Regions from separate parts of the Homo sapiens genome. Here region 1 is linked to region 2. Evidence: read pairs that join two places in POLR2A ChIA-PET (ENCODE). Cell type or tissue: HepG2. All regions are shown on one strand. Links, peaks and the distances in the headings refer to the core of each region. The heading gives the core; the rest is flanking DNA.

Evidence for each region. ChIA-PET counts read pairs that join two places held together with the same protein. Peaks named below come from ENCODE experiments on the same cell type or tissue, not always from the same donor. Only the 100,000 strongest peaks of a DNase experiment are listed, where the experiment ranks them.
Region 1: POLR2A ChIA-PET joins it to region 2 with 8 read pairs; 1 of 35 experiments calls an interaction of 5 or more read pairs at or near these places.

Annotation. Positions count from the first base shown.
Region 1 is chr12:107,674,428-107,678,815 of GRCh38, forward strand. No RefSeq gene overlaps it. Among named protein-coding and RNA genes, the nearest start is that of PWP1, 9.2 kb to the right of the region's middle. In HepG2, for the core only: a CTCF peak has its summit at 2,009 (motif pointing right); a DNase peak (open chromatin) is centred at 2,034; H3K27me3 peaks cover 1,426 bases.
Region 2 is chr12:109,602,090-109,606,477 of GRCh38, forward strand. No RefSeq gene overlaps it. Among named protein-coding and RNA genes, the nearest start is that of MVK, 30 kb to the left of the region's middle. In HepG2, for the core only: no CTCF peak of the experiment used is centred there; a DNase peak (open chromatin) is centred at 2,312; H3K4me3 peaks cover 289 bases.

The DNA.
Region 1 (4,388 bases), core at 112-4,111, 1.9 Mb before region 2:
TGCCTTACAGTAGGGTACAACCTGAAGGAAGCTTTCTTTTCCTTGGTCCTGTCAGTGTGTCTCTGTAACTATAAATATACTTACTTAGAAATAATATTAAAGATCAAAATTTACAGCTTTTTGAGGCTATATCATAAGGAGCAACAAAAGTTCAGAGGCAGGAAATAATAGTTAAAGCATACAAGTACTTACATGTTTATATACATATACGTATAACTATGTATAGTTAAAACATAAAAACTGGATATGTTGGGTAGCATTCTAAGTGATGTGTGCGTGTGTTCAAACTTTTATTATTATTATTATTATTATTTTGAGATGGAGTCTCGCTCTGTCACCCAGTCTGGAGTGCAGTGGTGCAATCTCAGCTCACTGCAACCTCAGCCTCCTGGGTTCAAGCGATTCTCCTGCTTCAGCCTCCTGAGTAGCTGGAATTACAGATGCCTGCCATCCCGCCCGGCTAATTTTTATATTTTTAGTAGAGACGGGGTTTCACCATGTTGGCCAGGCTGGTCTCATACTCCCAACCTCAGGCGATCCACCTGCCTCGGCCTCCCAGAGTGCTGGGATTACAGGTGTGTGCCATGTGTAAACTTTTATAGCAACATTTTGTTGTCATCTTCCTATTTTACAGATGGGGAAACCAAAACGGAGAGTGATTGAGTGACTTGCGCAAGGTCACACACCTCAGGAGTAGGTATGTAAGTAGAATAAGGATTCAAACTGAGAAAGTTCTGCTCCAGAGGCCACCACCCTTACCATTTTCATATGTAGCCTCTCATAAGGAGAGGGGCAGACTCAAGTAGATGTGCAGAATCATAGAAAGGCTTCAGAAAGTCTATAAAGAGTGGTTCAGGCATTGGAGTCAAGCAGATCCAAGTTCAATTCCAGGCTTTGACCCTTATTAGCTGTGAAGCCTTGGGCTCCCTACTTTAACCTAAAGCCTAATGGTCCCCACCAGTCAAGCGAGGCTATGTTGGAATCTGAGAACTAGCCCTGAGGACACAAGGAAAGGGCTCAGTCATCACAGCTGTGTCTGATCTCAGCCTCCGCCTTCTTAGATAATAAAAGTGAGGCTCAGAGACAGAAAGTGGGCTGCCCAGGGCCACACAGCAAACTATTGACAGTCCTCAGCACACCTGGTCCAATGTCCTGTGCATAGCATTGGCAGCTCTAAGCCAACTCATCTAGTCGACTCTGCCCCCTACAGCTTCTTGCCCATTTCAGGGCTCCAGATAGGCTTCTGCCCACCTGCAGGGCCACGCTGCCATACTTGGTGGTCTGTGGCAAAGTGGGTAAAGCAGGAACAACTGGAGAAGACACAGAACAAAACATGTGGGAAAAAAATGTTCAAGGTCCAGGCATAGGCTAGGTGTGGTGGCTCATGCCTGTAATCCCAGCACTTTGGAAGGCAGAGGCAGGAGATTCTTGAGCTCAGGAGTTCAAGATTAGCCTGGGCAACATGTTGGAAACCCGTCTCTACAAAATATACAAAAATTAGTCAGGTATGTTGGTGTGCACCTGTAGGCTCAGCTACTCGGGAGGCTGAGGTGGGAGGAGCTCTTGAGCCCAGGAGGAAAGGGTTGCAGTGAGTGCGGATCACACGACTGCACTCCAGCCTGGACGACAGAGCCAGACCCTGTTTTAAAAAAAAAAAAAAAAAAAAAAAAAGGGTCAGGTGCGGTGGCTCAAGCCTGTCATCCCAGCACTTTGGGAGGCCAAGGCAGGCAGATCACCTGAAGTCAGGAGTTCAAGACCAGCCTCACCAACATGGAGAAACCCCGTCTCTACTAAAAATACAAAATTAGCCGGGTGTGGTGGCGCATGCCTGTAATCCTAGCTACTCGGGAGGCTGAGGCAGGAGAATCGCTTGAACCCGGGAGGCAGAGGTTGCAGTGAGCTGAGATCCTGCCATTGCACTCCAGCCTGGGCAACAAGAGCTAAACTACTCTCAAAAAAAAAAAAAAAAAAAAAATTCCAGGCATAATCCTGGAGTGTCCACTAGGTGGAGCCACACTTCTGCATTCTTGGGTTCCCAAGAATTTAATTTTTTTTTCTATTGAAGAGCATGAATCTGGCTCATACGTGAGGGATTGAGAAGTTTCACTCAACCATTCATTCATTCAATATTTACTCAGCACCCACTCTGTATACCAGGCATGGGAATTCAACACTAAACGCAGTACTTAGGAGCTGTAATTATCATCCGGCAACAAATTCTTTGCTTCTGTGATGAATCTCACAGCCATGCAACAAGTACACCATCCCATCCTTAACAAGGTCTGAGAAGTCATCTTCCATTTATTCTTCCAGTATTTATTTGGCGTGTACTCTCTCCCAGGCCCTGGGCATGCTAAGATGGAAAAGACCATCTAGTGGAGAAGACAAACATATGACCGGTGTCCACTCAGCCTGACCCTACATGGTGACTGACGCCTGCCAAAGCCTGGCTCGAGGGGCGCAGTAACCATGCTCAGATCCTCCTTTCTCCTCTGGCATCACAAATGGGGAGATCAAAACCTTTGCCCAGCCCATCCTTCCTCTGCTTCTCATGAACAGTCTGGTCCATTTCCCTGTCCTCTCAGAATCATGCTGCTGATAAAGACATACCCGAGACTGGGCAATTTATAAAGAAAAATAGGTTTAGTGGACTCACAGTTCCACGTGGCTGGGGAGGCCTCACAATCACGGCGGAAGGTGAAAGGCACGTCTAACAGAGCAGCAGGCAAGAGCAAAAATGAGAATGAAGAGAAAGGGGTTTCTCCTTATAAAATCATCAAATCTCATGAGACTTATTCACTATGATGAGAACAGTATGGGGGAAACCACCCCCATTATTCAATTATCTCAATTATCTCCCGCCAGGTTCCTCCCACAGCACATGGGAATCATGGGAGCTACAATTCAAGGTGAGATTTGGGTGGGGACACAGCCACATCATATCAGGTGGGGTTTCCGATGGCAAGGATGTGATTAATTTCATTATATCCAGGGCTTTGGTGGAGCCTTTCACTTTTCCCTGGGCACGCATTTCTGTCTTTCCTTCCAAAAGAGGTGGCGTGGGTGTGGAAGGAACCACACAGGACTGAAGACGGAAAACACAGGCTCTGTCCCCCATCTTGACGCTTAGATGATGTGTGGTCTTAGATCAGTCACCTCCTTCTTCTCGTTAGTCTCCTCAGCTGTGGTAGATTAAATGTGGCCACAAATTCTTGACAGATCTTCCCATCAGGAGATGGCATCTTTCTCCACTTCCCTTGATTCCGCCAGGCAACACTCTTGTCCAAGTCACCGGCATCTGCCCCTTCATTACTGCAATAACCTCCTCATAGTTCTCCCCACATTCGCTCTGCCCACCCCACCATCCCCACCCCCACATTCCACACACGGGAGTTGGAATGACCTGAAATCTAAGTCAGATGATGTCATTCATCATCCTACGCCCCTACCCACCGCCCTGTGCCTCCCTAACCAACCACCCACAGCAAGACTGCATCTTCTGGCTCCCTGTCACCCCTCTTCCCTGTCTCCTCATTCATACTGCTATAGCCTCACCTCTGGGATTGTGACCCTGGAACCACATAGCTGGTCATCTGGAGACAGACTGGAGCAGAAAACCAAGGTAGAACTTGAGTTGGAAAGCTTATAGGGTTGAAGTTTCACTTTAACGCTGAGGTGTTACACAGAAGCTAGAGGGGGCAGAAAACTACCCAAGTCTGTGGAAAGGAGTTTTTCTGACAGGTGGTGATAGTGGTGGCATCAAGGAGGAGGGGACTGAGGGAATGCAGTTGCTGGTAAAGGGTAGATGGTCAGAATCCTCAGCTGTCACCCAGCAACTTGACGGTGAATAGGATGAAGCAGTCACCAATCAGGCTGTCACAACCACATTTGCTTGCATGTCTTATTTAATTTTCCCTTGACCATAAACCTCTGATCCTATATTAGAATACAGAGCCCTCAGAGGGAAGGGCTGTGTCATGTTCATTTTTGTAGCTCCCTGTCTCCCAAACTGTCCTGCATAAAGATGGCAAAGAAAACAATTGTTGCATGTCATGGGTGACAGTTCTTGCCTCCTCACAGCAGCACCCCAAGTTTCCTCCAGAGAATTCTTGCTGCCAACTCTGTGTTCCCTGTACAGCTAATTCTCTCTCTGGCTCCAGGGCTGGGCATGAGGCTCAGGCTTTGCTGAGCAGAGCATCACCTTCTCCTGACCACAGTGACTGGTGATCATTCCAGAACTGAAGAGGCAAATGAGAGAGAAGTAGAGAGAAATGCAAGTGCTTTTTCTGCCGAGGTTGCAAGTAGTAAAGATGCATCAAGCCTGAAGCTCCTGATGGCTTAATGTTAAGTGAACAGATTGTAAGACAGAAACTAAATATAGAAGAGAG
Region 2 (4,388 bases), core at 241-4,240:
CAGGTTTTAGGGAGACCCCCTCCCGGCCCATGTTTCATTCCACGTGGCATCTGGGGCAGCACCACCAACCCCTGACTCTATATGAAAGGTACGAAGAGTCCCACTAAGTCGAGTGAAGGCCATAAATAATATGTGAGCCTATGTGGCACTGGCCTTTTTTTTTTTTTTTTTTTTTTGAGACAGGGTCTTGCTCTGTTGCCCAGGCTGTACTGCAGTGGCAAGATCACAGCTCACTGCAGCCTCGACCTCCCAAGCTCAAGCAATTCTCCCACCTCAGCCTCCTGAATAGCTGAGACTACAGGCATGCGCCACCACCCCCTGCTTCTTTTTCTACTTTTTGTAGAGATGGGGTTTTGCTATGTTGCCCAGGCTGGTTTCCAGTTCCTGGGCTCAAGCAATCCTCCCACCTCAGCCTCCCAAGGTGCTGGGATTACAGGCATGAGCCACCATGCCCAGCCTGCTGCATTTGCTGACAAATGAATTTTGATGCCAAGGCCCTGGGTTTCAGAGTGTCTTGGGTTGTGGGCCTGAATTATTTCCCCATTTTGCAGAGAAGCAGACAGATGCTCTCAGACAGGCTCAGTGGCTCACCCGAGGGAGTGTGCTCAGGTTTGAACCCTGTCAGTCTAGCTGGACGAGACCTCCTGCACCGCAGGGTCTGACCAGGGCCCTTCTTTGTCGCTCAGGGTGAAAGGGCTCTGTACTGGCCAGTGGGGGGTGAGACGCCATTCTGCCTGGTGCAGCGTGAGGGCAAGGGGCCCCGGGTCCCAGGTACACTGGCTCAAGCTATTAAGTCAAACCAGAGTCTTCTGTCTTATTTTTTTTCCACCATAAACCTTGTAATGTGACAAACGAGGCTGCAGAAAAGTGGCCAAGTGACAGGTCCATGACATAGCTGCCGGACTCTCTTGGGGTTTCTGTTTCCTCCCAAAAACCAGGGAAGCAATGAGGGGGCCACAGCCCGAGGGAGAGGGAGGGGGCTCCTTCTCCTCCCAGACCAGCCCCTGCCTCCCTCCAGACCTAGGGAGGGCATGGGGGAGGCCTGAGCGCATTGATTCTCACCACACTCAGGCTCACAGAGCAGGGAGCCACTTACTTGCACAGAGAGGGTAAGAGACGGAATGCCAACTGAGCCTCTTTTACAGGCATCTGAGCCCAAACCTCCATGCTCCCTCACTCAGATTAACAGGGTCTGTTATACGTGGTTTTTCGTTTGTTTTTTAATCTCTCTCTCTTTTTTTTTTTTTTTTTTTAGAGAAAGGGTCTCCCTCTGTCACCCAGACTGGAGTGCAGTGGCGTGATCACAGCTCATTGTAGCCTTGAACTCCTGGGCTCAAGCAATTCTCCCATCTCAGCTTCCTGAGTAGCTAGAACCACAGGCTCATGCCACCATGCCTGGCTATGTGTTTTATTTTTTTGTAGAGACAGGGTCTCTATGTTGCCCAGGCTGGCATGTTGTCCTGGGCTCAAGCGATCCTCCCACCTCGGCCTCCCAAAGTGTTGGGATTACAGGCGTGAGCCACTGCACCCAAGCTGTTATACATATTTTAAATCTGATCAGGAAAATATCCATTTTGAGGCATTTGGGTAATGCACTGGCTGAGGCCACGGTGGCCCCCTTGGATGTTGAAGGGGCACCGAAGCTGTCCTAGGCACATGGGCATCCTCCCTGCCCAAAGAAAGAAGCTGCCAGACTCCACAGCCACTGCAGGCAGGATCCAGCCCCTTCTTCATGAGCACTATCCATTCAGCAAATGTTAAATGCACACGTTCTATATGCCAGGAACTGGGCCAGGCCCCAGGGAAGTGAGGTGACTGACCAGAGCTGCTCCTGCCCCGCTTCGGCATGCTGGCCGTGGTTCCGGAGGCTTTCGTGTCACTTCCTCCGCCCATACTCATGGCGAGCCCAGGAGGAAAGTGTGGTGAACCCCATTTTACATAGCAGGAAACTGAGGCCCAGAGAGGAAGTCTCTGCTCCAAGTCATGCAGTCATCAGGTGCAGAAGCTCGGCCCTGAGACAGGTCTCTAGATTCCAAGCACAGTGCTCTCCTGTGTCACCCTGGCTGTCTTGGCCCCAGATGTGGAGGTGAGCATTTGTGGGAGAAGGGAGGTGAGCAGGATGTGGAGAGGGGAAGGCAAGGAGAAAACCAAATGAAAGAGGACAAGGTGGCTTGCTGGGTGACTTCCGGCAGGTCTCTTGCCCTCTCTGGGCCTCATTGTCCCCATCCATTGAAATAATGGTGTCTGTTTACTCTGCCAGAAGCTCCGATGCTCTCATTTAATCCTCCTAGCAATCAGTATTTTGTGGACTCTGGGCTCAGACAGATCTGGCCTTTGATCTGTGGCCTGACTACTTCCAGCTCTGGGGCCTTAGGCAGGTCACATTATTTCTCTGAGCCTCAGGTGCCTCATCAGTAAAGTAGAAATACTAGGAAATAATGCACATCTAAAACATAGCTCAGGCTGGGCGCAGTGGCTCATGCTGTAATCCTAGCACTTTGGGAGGTCGAGGCGTGCAGATCCCTTGAGCCCAGGAGTTGGAGACCAGCCTGGACAACATGGCAAAACCCCGTCTCTACCAAAAATACAAAAAAATTAGCCGGACATGGTGGCACATGCCTGTAGTCCCAGCTACCTGGAAAGCTGAAGTGGGAGGACTGCTTGAGCCCGGAGGTCAAGGCTGCAGTGAGCTGAGATCGCGCCATTGCACTCCAGCCTGGGCGAAAGAGCGAGACTTCATCTTAAATAAATAAATAAATAAATAAATAAAACGTAGCCTGGCACCTAGTACTTAGACTCAGCACCCGGGGGATAGGAACTATTGTTATTATCAGAGAGGGGGAAACTGAGGCTCAGAGAGGCGACGCGACAGCTCAGAAGTGGCCAAGCCAGGATTTGAATCCAGTAGGACTGACTCTAAAGCCTGGGGCCTCCTCCCCTTTCATCACTAGGCAAGGCTAGGTTTTGCTGACATGTCCTGTCCCCAGAGGGAGATTAGAGGGAAGAGCCACCCCTTTCAGCCCTGAGGGACTTAAGCAACTAGTTGGATCTGGCTGGGCTGCCTGAGACCACAATGTGAGCCAGTGATGATCACAGGTCTGGAAGTTGGAGGACACAACCTTGGAGGAAGAGACTCCCCTCGAACCGAGCACCTGCCTTCTGTTGTCAAGACAGCCACATCTGCTCCATTTCCCCTTTGACTTCACTGGGCAAGGGATGTTTTGTGCACACAGCTGGCCTTGTCCTTGGCAGGCATCAGAGCGGCTCTCACTCGCCCCACGTTACCATCTCCTACCATCTGCCTCAAAGAGACACATCCACCACTTGATGGACGTTGGTCCATCAAGATCATTCCCCGATAGAGCTACAAGGACCTACACTCTGCAGATGAGGAAACTGAGGCACAGAGATGGGTCACGCAGTATGGTTGTGGCAGAGCTGGGACTCAAACCCAGGCTCTGAATGGCTGAGGGTGCTGGGTCAAGATGGGGCATCCCAAGGTCAGGAAAAAGAGCAAGAGAGCTGCTAACGTGTCCTCACTGGCCCTGGGAGATGCTAGTACCTCTGCTGATGCCAGTAGTCAGTTTTGACCAGAGTTGGCTCCACGGAGGGCTGAGGGCACGTGGATGCAAGAGTCACGGCTTTGATGAGGAGTAGGGTGAAGGTGTGTGGCGAGGCCAGGATCGGGACTCCCCACCTCCCCACCTGCCTTGTGTGGTTGAGGAGAGCACTGTGCAGGGAGCCAGCATTTCTAAATGCTGTGTGACTTAGGTGAGTGGCTTCCCCTTTCTGGATCTCGGTCTCCTTTTCATATCTGAGATGTTATTCCCAGACCCATGAGAAGCCCCCGGGGGCCGTGGCCTGGTCTTGTTCCCCGCCTGCATCTCAGCATCACTCTGATAACCTCTCCCTGCTCAGGGGTCTCAAACTCACAAGCCTCCAGGGACCAGGCAGGCAGCCACAAGCCAGGCTTGGGGAGGACGCGGCAGGCCCCTGGCCCCAGCTCCAGCCAGCTGTTGCCCTGCAGGGTGGTGAACCCACCATCCAAACCTTTCTATTTAATTTTTAAAAAGAATTCAGAAATCTGGAGTTGTGGATAAAATTTGATTTTTAAATACCGTTCAGTAATAAAACCAAATTTTAAACAATAACAAATGATTATGTCAAGCCCGGGTGCAAAATGGAAACCACCCCAGGGTTGAGACCTTCAGAAGCCGGGCCCCTCTGGCTCTGGGGAGTGAGCTGGGGCATGGGGGTCACCCCCAGGGGTGGGGCCCCCCCTGGAATCTGATTACCCCTCAGTGCCCCACGAAGCAGCAGGCCTGCGGGTGGCGGGGCGGCAGGGGCACCGGCGGCTGGGTTGTGAGCTCATCCCCGGGAGGCACAGA